Linked DNA regions of Homo sapiens: region 1 is linked to region 2. A link is a contact called in ENCODE Hi-C or POLR2A ChIA-PET data. All regions are on one chromosome and are shown on one strand. Each heading gives the region's core, a stretch centred on a gene start or an enhancer-like site at or near the end of the contact. The rest is flanking DNA. Distances are from core to core; before and after follow the strand shown. Region 1 has its middle 160 kb from the start of LINC03099. Region 2 has its middle 36 kb from the start of LINC03099.

Region 1 (5,010 bases), core at 867-3,366, 120 kb after region 2:
TGGCACCCACACTAGGAAGGATGTGGTAATGTGGCCACTTTGGGGACTGGGGTTCAGAGAGATTAAGCAATTTGCCCAAGGCTTTACTAGGGCAGAGCAAGGATTTAAACTCAAGTCTTTCTGTCTCTGAGTGCTATGTTCCCACTTAACTGGGCTGCCTGCCTTTACCGGTGTAAGAGGGGCTGGGAAGGGCATGAAGAGCCCATCTTGGGTTTGGATGAAGGTGGTTTGTAGCTTCTGTTAGGTTGAAGCCCGCTCAGTGGGTCTCTGATTTCATCACAGACAGCTTTATTTGTGGTACTCTTCCAGTCACTATTGCTGCATAACAAATCACTCCAACTTAGTAGCACAAAACCATACCTATCTTATTGTGCGCAAGGATCTGCTGGTCAGGAATTTAGGCAGGGTGCAGCTGGATGGTTTTTTGCTCCTCGTGGCATCTGCTGAGACCACCCAGTGGTGAGTGGGCTGGGTCTGGAGGATCCAACATGGCTCCACTCATATGTCTGGTGCCTCTGCAGGGAGAAGCTGTCACCCAGAGCATCGACATTTGGCCTCATCAGCACAGCAGTCTTGGGAAGGTTGGATTTCTTATGCGACAACTGGCTTCCCCCATAGCAACTGTCCTAAGAGAATCAGGTGGAAATTGCATGTACCTTTCTGGCCCAACCTCAGAAATCACATGATATCACATGTCATAGTCTATGGGTTGAAGCAGTTATGAGCCCACTCAGATTCAAGGGCAGGGGAGATAGAACCTAGTTTGTTGATGGGAGTAGTATCAAAGAATTTAGGGGCCATGTTTTAAAATGGCCATAGGTACCAAGTTCCTCATACCAGTGAGAAATGGGTACTCAAAAAACTCTGGGTGCCTTGAAAATTGCGGAAATGTATGAGCAGTAGAAATTTTGATATTCAATACTGTGAACCTCACTCGTTTTGATGAATTTAGAGGATGGCCAGTTTAATAAAAGATAGGGTTAACTAAAAGCTTTTCTTTGAGTGTTTTCAATTAATTAATTACCTATTGTTTTATTTTTAGAGATAGGGTCTCACTCTGTTGCCTAGGCTAGAGTGCAGTGGTGCAATCATAGCTCACTGTAACCTTGAACTCCTGGGCTCAAACAATCCTCCTGCCTCAGCCTTCTGAGTAGCTAGAACTTGAGGCATGTGCCACTATGCCTGGATAATTTATTTTATTCTTTGTAGAAACAGGGTCTCACTATGTTGCTCAGGCCGGTCTGGAACTCCTGGCCTCAGGCTTTCCTCCTGCCTCAACTTCCCAAAGCGCTGGGATTACAGTCATGAGCCACTGCCCCTAGCCCTGTTTTGAGTTTTATGTTCAGATGTTGTCATCAGCTGAGGAGTGTATCTTGCTGATGAGCTAAAGATTCATTTGTAATTAGTGGTCCTATTTGCATACTTTTAAAAACCTTCTTTCCACTGTGATCATATTTACCATAGTGGTTTGGTTAGAGAAGCCTTTTCTCATTGTAGAAATCAAGTAAGATGATGCAGGTGAAAATTACTTTGGATATTCTAATGAGTTCTGCAAATAGGGGAGATGATGACTCTAGTCAACTTCAGTTCTGGTCAAGTTTCCAACTGAAGTGATATGTCTTAATGGATTTTATTTTAATGTGTTAATGAAAAATGGGCCAAAGAGACGTGCATGCTGGAATTCAGAGTATTCTGAAGATGAAATTTCAGAGTTCAGCTCCTCAAACTCAAAATTCATCTCATCTGGCCTCAGAAGATTTCAGAAGGGTCACCAGGTTGCAAATATTCTTGCCTTATTTTTGTTAGAGAGAGGAAATAAGGGGCAAAGCTTTTGCCTCTGTCTTCCTAAGACTCAAGGGCAAAGGCTGTTCTAGAACCCCCAGATTCTGCCCTAGTCTTGCAGGAACTGGAGACAGAAAATTGACACAGGAAGGTGTGGGCCCTGAGAGCAGGATAAGATCAGGCATTGAGCCCTGGTATGCTTCTGTTGCTATTCCACAACCCACCTCAAAACTTAATGGCTTGAATGGCTTGAAACAATGAGTCATTGTTCCTTTCAATTCTGTGGGTTGACTGGGCAGTTCTTCTGCTCCACATGGTATTGGCTGGGGTCACTCATGCAGCTGCAGTCAGCTGGGAGCTTGACTGGGGCCAGAACATCCAACCGGCCTCCCTCACATGTCTGGCACCCTAGTAGCTGGGACTGAAATGGCTAAAGGCTGGCTGGGTCTCACTTTCTCTCCCTTCGTAGTCTCCATCCCCCAGGGCCTTTCTCCCTCCACATGGCCTCATGCTCCAGCACGGCAGCCAGACCTCTTTATATGGCAGTGGGCTGCCAAGAGAACAAAGGCACAAGCTGCCAGGCCTGTTAAGGCTGAGACCTGGAATTGGCACGAGGTCACTTCCATCGCATTCTATTCATCAGAGCAAGTCACAAGGCTGGTCCAGATTCAAGGGGAAGGGAAATAAGTCTCTACCTCTTGATGGGAGTTATGGGCGGCCATATTTGGGGACTTCCACACCAACCACAGCTTCTAGGCTTAGATAAAGGCATTGTGCCATCAGAAACCTCAGACCCAGCTGCTCCTTAACAGGTAACATCTCAGTTTGACCATTTGTTCATCCAACACCACCACAATAATAACCGTAGCTACTACTTATATAGCACATGCTATGTACCAGTTCCTGTTCTAAAGGCTTTACATTGATAAACTTATTTAACCTTCACAATAACCCTGTCCGCTATTATTATCCTCGTTTTACAGATAGGAAAACTGAGGCTCAGAGAGTTTAAATGACTTGCCGAAGGTCACACAGCTAGTTAAGTGGCAGAGCTGGAATTCAAATTCAGGCAGATGGTTCCAGAATCTGTGCTTTCACCCATTCTGCTATCTTACCTCTCATTCCTTGATGCTGTGTGTCAAGCTCCACTAGAGTTGCTTAGGATATTGAGATGCATAAGCCTATCTATGACAGAGACTGTTCCCCAGTATACTACATCCCCTTCTAACATAATACTCAAACCCTGATTTTCAGGTGGGCACATGGCCACTTAGAAGAAAGATTACATTTCCCAGCCTCCTTTGCAGGTAGGCATAGACATGTAATTAAGTTCAGGCTATTGGATTACAAGTGGAAGTGACAATGTGGCTGCTTCCAAGAACCTTCCTTAAGAGATGGCTGATATTTGACCATTGCCTCCTTTAGTTTTCATCTTTTGCTGCCTGGAATGTAGATGTGATGGCTGGAGCTCTAGCCACTATCATGAACCATGAGAACAAGGGCTTCACCTTCATCAATGTTGGGATCTGGAATGGTAGGCTGAAAGGAGCCTGGGTCTCTGAGATCTTCTTAGAACAACAGCCATTTCCATGCTGAACTGTTTATCTCTAAACTTTAACACACGAGAAACTGCTCTCACGTTTAAGCCACATTGCAATTTTGAGTCTCTAGCTCCTAGCCAAACCGAATCCTAACTGATAGAGTCCCTATCCCCCAAGGAGCTCACAATCTACTGGAGCAAAGTCCATAATTATGATCAAAGCAGAGTGAAATAAGTGGCCTAATCACAGTGATCACAATTTATAAACCAAGACTGAGGACAGGTAGCCTAAGTACAGGATTATGGGGTTGCTTCCAATTGGGAGAAATAATCTGGAAGATGTTGTTTTGATATTGAAATACTGGAATTACTAGGACATGTACAGGGAGGTAGGGAGATAGTGTGACATTTTTGAACTTAAGGCTAGCCCAGAAAACGCAGGACAAATGATAGCTATGCAGCAATGCCAGAGCCAAAAGGAAAATGCCATGTGAGCCCTGAGGAAGGAGCAAGAATTTCTAATGAGGGAATCCTGATCAGATTCACCGAAGAAGAGGTAAAAATTTTAACTTGGGCCTGAATTTGGGGATGGCATCCTAGCAGAGAGAAGAGCAAGACCAAAGGCCAGGTAGTGTGGAAATGGATGGGGAGTTTGCAGACAGGTCCATGTGGCTCGGCAGGAGACGGAGCTGGAGAGCTTTTTCCTTCCTTGTTGGGGAGGAAAAGGCTTTTTACCCAGCTCCCTCTGGCAGGCCTCAGGTGGTTGTGTGGGCCTGGGACATTTGACACGTGATGGACAATGGGGGTCTTGGTGGCCACTCTGCTATGAGGGTATCTTTGGCCTCATGTAGCTTTTCTCATTTTGAGTTCATTTTTGGCTATGGGGTGAGATGGCATGTAGATACGCAGTTTCCTTTGCCCACTTTCTGCCCCTTGTGCCCACTGCCTAAATTAAATGTTGAAGGTCCTGATTATGGGACAAGTTAGTGCCACATCTTTCAAGTGAACAAAATGAGGAGCAGGAGCAGAGACCGAGCCATGCCCTTGGTGCTGTTGTTCACTTACTTGGATGTGAGCAGTTTCGTTTTAAATATTGATGATCTCACTCAGCACATTCTGAGAAAGGCCCTGCTGGGAGTTGTGCAATGGAAAAAAGCTCCTAGAGCCCAAGCCTCTTTTTAAGTGCCTCTCCCCAGAAATCTTTTCTTTTGACTTGGTGAGGTTTAACAGGTTTGTGGATTAGCAGAGTAAGAATCAGCACAGTCCTGCTGAGAAGATGGCCAGTTGCCCAGAGCCTCAGTCCACAAAGCCTTTGTTAATAATCTGATGTGGAATTAGGGCAACGGATATAATAATGAGGTTCTTAATAAAACCTTTTTTCCAAGACTGGGTTTGTAAAATATTTTTGAACAATGATGATAATGCCTTAAGACATTGGGGGAGTTGGGGCACCGGACCTGTTGAATACTGGCTTTCCAAATGTCTGCCTGCCAGGGAAATTTAAAGGGCAGACAGCCAGGATAAGGAGTCAGTAAAGGAAAGCAAAGACTGCGCCTTGAAATATTGGTGTAGATGACCCAGGAAATGCTCCTTTCCATGGCAGCCATTCACATATGCACACATTCATTCATTCACAGCATGTTTGCTTTTATTGAGGTGAAATTCACATAACATAACATTAGCCACTT
Region 2 (5,432 bases), core at 1,374-3,873:
CCTACTTAGTGCCGAACCCTCTGCTGCGCCAGGCATTGATCCTTCTGTTGCTGGGTCATGGGGAGATAGAGGAGGGGCCCGAGCCACAAGGAGAGATATTGAAGGAGAGGCTTGGGGAAGGAGCCATTTATTATCAGTAAAAATATTTCAATATTTTAACAACTATTCCACTGTACCTGTGAATGTCAGCTCTGCATTCTCTGCATCCTCCTTGGGTTTTATTAGGGGCAGCACTGTGTTTAGCTAAAAGACTATACCCCCAGCTTCACTTGAAGCTTAGAGGTGGCTGACGACATATAAGGGCAAACCTTCAAAGAGGCTCCTTGAGCTGGGAGGATCCCTTTTGCCCTTTGCGGTTCTTCTTCCTAAACCTGTCTGCCTGGAATGATGATGGTTGGAGCTCTAGTAGCCATCTTGTCATCTTGGAGATGGAAGCTCCATGCTAATGAAAGCAAAACAGAAATATCCAAGGAGGCTGGGTCCCTGGTGACTACCATACCAACCCCAAACTGCCCACCTCTGGACTTCATTTTATCAGACATTAAACCTCAGATTTGGCTGGGTGTGGTGGCTCACGCCTGTATTCCCAGCACTTTGGGAGGCCGAGGCGGGTGGATTGCTTGAGGTCAGGAGTTCGAGACCAGCCTGGTCAACATGGTGAAACCCCGTGTCTACTAAAAATAATAATAATTAAAAAAATTAGCTAGGCATGGTAGCGCATGCCTGTAGTCCCAGCTACTCGAGAGGCTGAGGCAGGAGAATCGCTTGAACCTGGGAGGTGGAGGTTGCAGTGAGCCGAGACTGCGCCACTGCACTCCAGCCTGGGTGACAGAGCAAGACTCCTTCTCAAAAAAACAAAACAAAACAAAACAAAACAAAACCCCCCTCAGATTTGTGTAAGCCTCTGTAGTTAGGTCTCTGTTATTAGCACCTGAACTCAAGTGCTAATTCATTTCCATGCCAGTCCTCAATGCCCATGTCTCCTCAGGGCTGGTCCAGAGTCAGGGATGCAGATGGAAAAGGAAGCTTCATTTGGTGAGCACCTTCCATGGGCTCGATGTGTTTTGTCAGCTAATCCTGAAAACCATTCTGGCCATCAGTGTTGCTCTCCTCAGTTTGACAGGTGAGAAAACTGGTCTGAGAGGTTACATGGCTTGACAGTGGGGAGGAAGGAGCAACCTGCTCCACCACAACTGAGGTCCCCTTCGTGTCCCTGGAGGAGTGCCCTGGGTGACCCTCTGAGGCTGGGCATTGTTGGCTTGGACTGATCCTCATTGGCACCCAAGTGGACTTCTGTCTGTCCAGAAAATTAGGGGAGATGAGTGTCAGAAAAGAGCCTTTATAAATCTCCTGTCTTTCCTCATTCTTACTCATGAGAGAAAACTCCAGAAAACTTCAATGAGGATAGGGGCCAGAGGGTAGGGAGGAGCTGTGAGGCAGGCAGGCAGGCAGTCTTCTGCCCTTTGTGCTCAGAGAATCACAAATCCCTCGGCAGAGGAGGAGGAGGAAGGGACCCATCTCTGAGGCAGGGGCCTCTGAGGGGCCTGAGAAGGTGTTCAGGCTTTGAAGGCTTGGAGGCTGCGGTGTCCTCGGCCTGGAACACTTGTTCCCCGTGAAACCTGAAAGTCCACCTTCTCCCTGACCTCTAAGGGCAGCTGCAGCAGGAAGATAATTTTCTGGGGCAGATTTATTATCTCAAAGGTCACTAGTAAGCACCGGTGAGCCCAGCTCCTGGAAGACAGGTCCTCCCGCCGCTCTGCCTGACTCACTTCCATTTCTAGTACATTTTGAGGAGAGGGAGAATTTTCCAGAAGCCCGAATTCTTCCTTTAGATCTCCCTGAGTTCCACATTTCCAGCTTTCCTGTTCAGGGGCCAGGGCCTCTCTTTCCTCCCCCTCTCCATCTGCCCAGGAACTTGCAGAGGTGAAGCCCAGCCCCGACACCCCTGCAGAGCGCAGCCCTGACACCCCTGCAGAGCGCAGCCCCGAGCAGGAGAGAGGAGCAATGGATTTCTCAGCACTGGAGAAAGAGCGAGGCAGACGCAGGGCAGGAGCACAGGCTGGAGGCTCAGAGGACCTCCTCAGGGCCCTGGCTGCCTCTAACAGCCTCTCCCTGTCCCTGACTCCCCTCGGAAAATGTGACCGGCCAGGCCCTCCGGACAAGCCCCCGACGCGCCTCCCCCTTCACAGGCTCTCAGGCGGAGGAGATGGAAAGCAGACCCTCCCGAATGTTTAACTTCAGCGGAGATGATAATAACTTTCCCATGGACGCAACTGTATCCTTTCCCTGTGTTCCTTCGGGGATCCCGAAACTCCATACGGTTCTCATTTGCAGCTCGTTCCTGAGGAGGCCTCATTTCCTCGCCACACACCCCTGATGTGGTCAGGGTCTCCCTCCCACAGCCCGGGCGGGGGCGGGGCGCGGGTGGGGGAGGGAGCTTCCCTGAGCTTTTCTCTAACGCCTGCCCCCACCCCACTTTGCCAGCCCTGGCCTCCCCGATCCCTCCCTTAGCCTCTGCCCTTTCCCTACCACGGCCCCCAGCTCCAACACCTCAGGCCTTTCAGCTCCTGCTCTCCACGGCCAGGGACCGCGGTCAGGGCTGGGGCTGTTCCCTAGGCAGAAGTGTCCTTTCTAGAATTTTCTAGCACCCAGCCCGATGGGCATGTGGAATGACTCCAGGGGTCACCATTAGCATTGTATCCTATGTGAATGGCGCCTCCTGGAGTTATAAGACGAATGGTTCCCCTGCTAGGTCCTAAAAGGAGAGTCGCTTCCCAGCCCCTTTCCAGCCAGGAAAAGACCCCAGCGGCTTTTTCCCACACCTCAACCCCCTCTTGCCAGCCAGCTCTGCTCCTTAAGCTACTCCCACCGCACCCCTCTCATAACTTTGATTTGCAGGAAGCCAAGAGGAGTCCGAAGAGGAAAGAAAAAACAGGAGACTCTCACTTTGCCTAGCACTTTGGTTTGGTTGATATTAACACTTTCACATTTACTGTACCTTTCAAGCTTCAAAACACCCCTGTCGGGGGCTTTGGGGAGGAGGTTTGTTATCACATTTGACAAAAGAAATGAGCAAGCAGAGACCCAGAGAGCATTAGAGGAAGAGCCTGGGTCCATTAGGTCCTGTTTCTGCCCCTCCATTTCAGAGGTCAGGAGGCAGGAAAGGAGGAAACGGAAGGTGAAGTCTCCTGCTCCAGCATATGTCAGCTGTGTAACCGCGCATGAGTCACGTAACCGCTCCGTGCCTCGGTCTCTTCATCTGTAAAATGGGCACGATGATAGCATAGCTCTGGGTTAATAAAGGGGAAGTATTAAGAACAGTGCCAGGCATGAAGTAAATGCTATTACTGTTCTTGCTGCTGATATTATGAGATGTGAATGAAAGATCACGGAACTCTGCTTCTCTTTTCCTCTCAGTCCCCAGTCTCCAATACCCCAGTCAGAGAACTTGGATGACAAGTAAACCCCGTTGATGGTGCTGCTGTCTTCTCTGCATCTGGCTGTCACTTCAGATCTGGCCATCATGTTTGGTTTTCCAGGCCTGGTTCCAGTGCATTCGATCCCCCTCTCCCCGTTGCCAGCCGGCCAGGGTCCGCCTGGGCCTCAGGGGTCCCAGATTTGCCTTCTTGGTTGCCCAAGGTCTCAGTAACCCACAGAGAAGCTCAGGAGCGAGGCTTGCCCTCAAAGGCCGGCCCTTCAGGGCGGTTCTTTTGTCTCAGGCTGGACCCAAGATAAATAGATGTGATTAGGAGATCAAAGCCTTTTCCATGGGTTTGGCCTGAGGGGGCCCTTTGATCGGCCAGCCATCCCTTCACTGCCACCCACATCACCCCCACCACCCCTGTGTCCTCTCTGCTCAGAAACCCTTCCCTGCTCTCCAGCTGCCGCCTCTGCTCCCCAAGCTGGGCCAGGCAAGCCTTGCCTGGTGAAGGGTAGCTGGGTTTCCCCCCTCCAGGTTGTTTACTAAATCACCAGTTCGAAGCCGAAGCCAGCACGCTGCAGCAGGTCTGCGAAACCCAAATGGTTTCATTTTGAGCCTCAGTTGCAAAACCTGAAATCTTGATATGCTTGTAAATGATGGGCGGTGAATCACGCTCTCTGGGTATCTAATTAGATACAGGTCCTGCCCGGTCGCCTAGAACTTCACCCAGTAAAGAGAGGGATCATTACGAGCATTCTTTCTTTTTCCTTTGAAAAGAGTAGGCATTCCCGTGTAAGTGCTTATTGCGGAGAACCTGTGGAATTTTCCTTAATTGCTCAGAATGTACCCTCTGCCATTGATGGGCTCCTGTTCAGGCTGTGCAGGCAGGCAGCTAAGCCCGAAACTAGAAGGGATGTATGTTTATTACTGGGCACATTACAGGACAGGACACCTCCTTGCCATCAATACAGGCCATGGGGGTGTTGGCTGGCCTGTCCCTGGGGCTGTCGTCCCTCTGTCTTAACACCATAGTTCTCTGGGCCCTGCTCAGGGAGTTGACAATGTGCAGGGCAACTGTGTGTCTGCGAGGGGAGAATTTCCTTGTAAGAACACAGTTGTCTGGGAGATGGAGGACCGTTTCAGGAGAGAAACTCTAGCGGGGAGGGACACCCCTGCTCTGAGATTCCCTCGGGATGGGGGCAGACAAATGGGGAGCTCTGGCTGCTTTTATACTTTCATCTCCAGAATGACAGGCCTTGGGGAAACTGTTTTTCCTAATCCAAGAGGGATGGATAACCTAGGTTCATTCGTTGAACAAACATTTAGTGAGTGCCTATCATGTGCTAGGAGCTGGTCCAGGCACTGGGGATATATCAGTGAACAAGATGGATACAAGATTTCATCTCTCATGGAGTGGGAACAGGAAATGTAATCACTGAGTAAATTTTCTCATCTGCTAAAAAAGGAGAGATGTGCTATGGACAAAAGTAAAAGGATGGAAGGGGAAGCGGGGGATTGGGCAAGTGAGCCGGGGGTGGTGGCTGTATTGATAGGGCGGTCAGAGAGGTCTTATCAAGAAGGCGACATCAGCTGGGCGTGGTGGCTCACGCCTGTAATCCCAGCACTTTGGGAGGCTGAGGAGGGTGGATCACTTGAGGTCAGGAGTTCAAGACCAGCCTGGCCAGCATGGTGAAACCCTGTCTCTACTAAAAATACAAAAATTAGCTGGGCGTGGTGGCATGTGCCTGTAGTCCTAGCTACTCGGGAGACTGAGGCAGGAGAATTGCTTGAACCCGGGAGGTGGAGGTTGCAGTGAACAGCAATTGTGCCACTGCACTCCAGCCTGGGCAACAGAGCGAGGCTCTGTCTCAAAAAATAAAATAAAATAAAATTAAAAGAAGATGAAGGGCCAGGCGTGGTGGCTCACACCTGTAACCCCAGCACTTTGGGAGTCTGAGGTGGGCGGATCACGAGGTCAGGAGATTGAGACCATCCTGGCTAACACAGTGAA

Evidence for each region. A loop is a pair of places that touch in the nucleus more often than their neighbours do. ChIA-PET counts read pairs that join two places held with the same protein, here RNA polymerase II (POLR2A). Pooled maps may share reads with other maps.
Region 1: a loop to region 2 is called in a pooled map, with 4 times the contacts of the local background. The contact joins two enhancer-like sites. A Hi-C loop is called at or near these places in 3 of 37 single-sample maps with no recorded cell type and 2 of 50 pooled maps. POLR2A ChIA-PET finds 5 or more read pairs at or near these places in 1 of 52 experiments (OCI-LY7).

The regions. Positions count from the first base shown.
Region 1 is chrX:40,418,960-40,423,969 of GRCh38, forward strand. No RefSeq gene overlaps it. Among named protein-coding and RNA genes, the nearest start is that of LINC03099, 160 kb to the left of the region's middle. Within about 2 kb of position 2,117, at least 3 of the 41 ENCODE cell types and tissues checked have a DNase peak (open chromatin) inside an H3K27ac peak, as active enhancers do.
Region 2 is chrX:40,296,693-40,302,124 of GRCh38, forward strand. No RefSeq gene overlaps it. Among named protein-coding and RNA genes, the nearest start is that of LINC03099, 36 kb to the left of the region's middle. Within about 2 kb of position 2,624, at least 4 of the 41 ENCODE cell types and tissues checked have a DNase peak (open chromatin) inside an H3K27ac peak, as active enhancers do.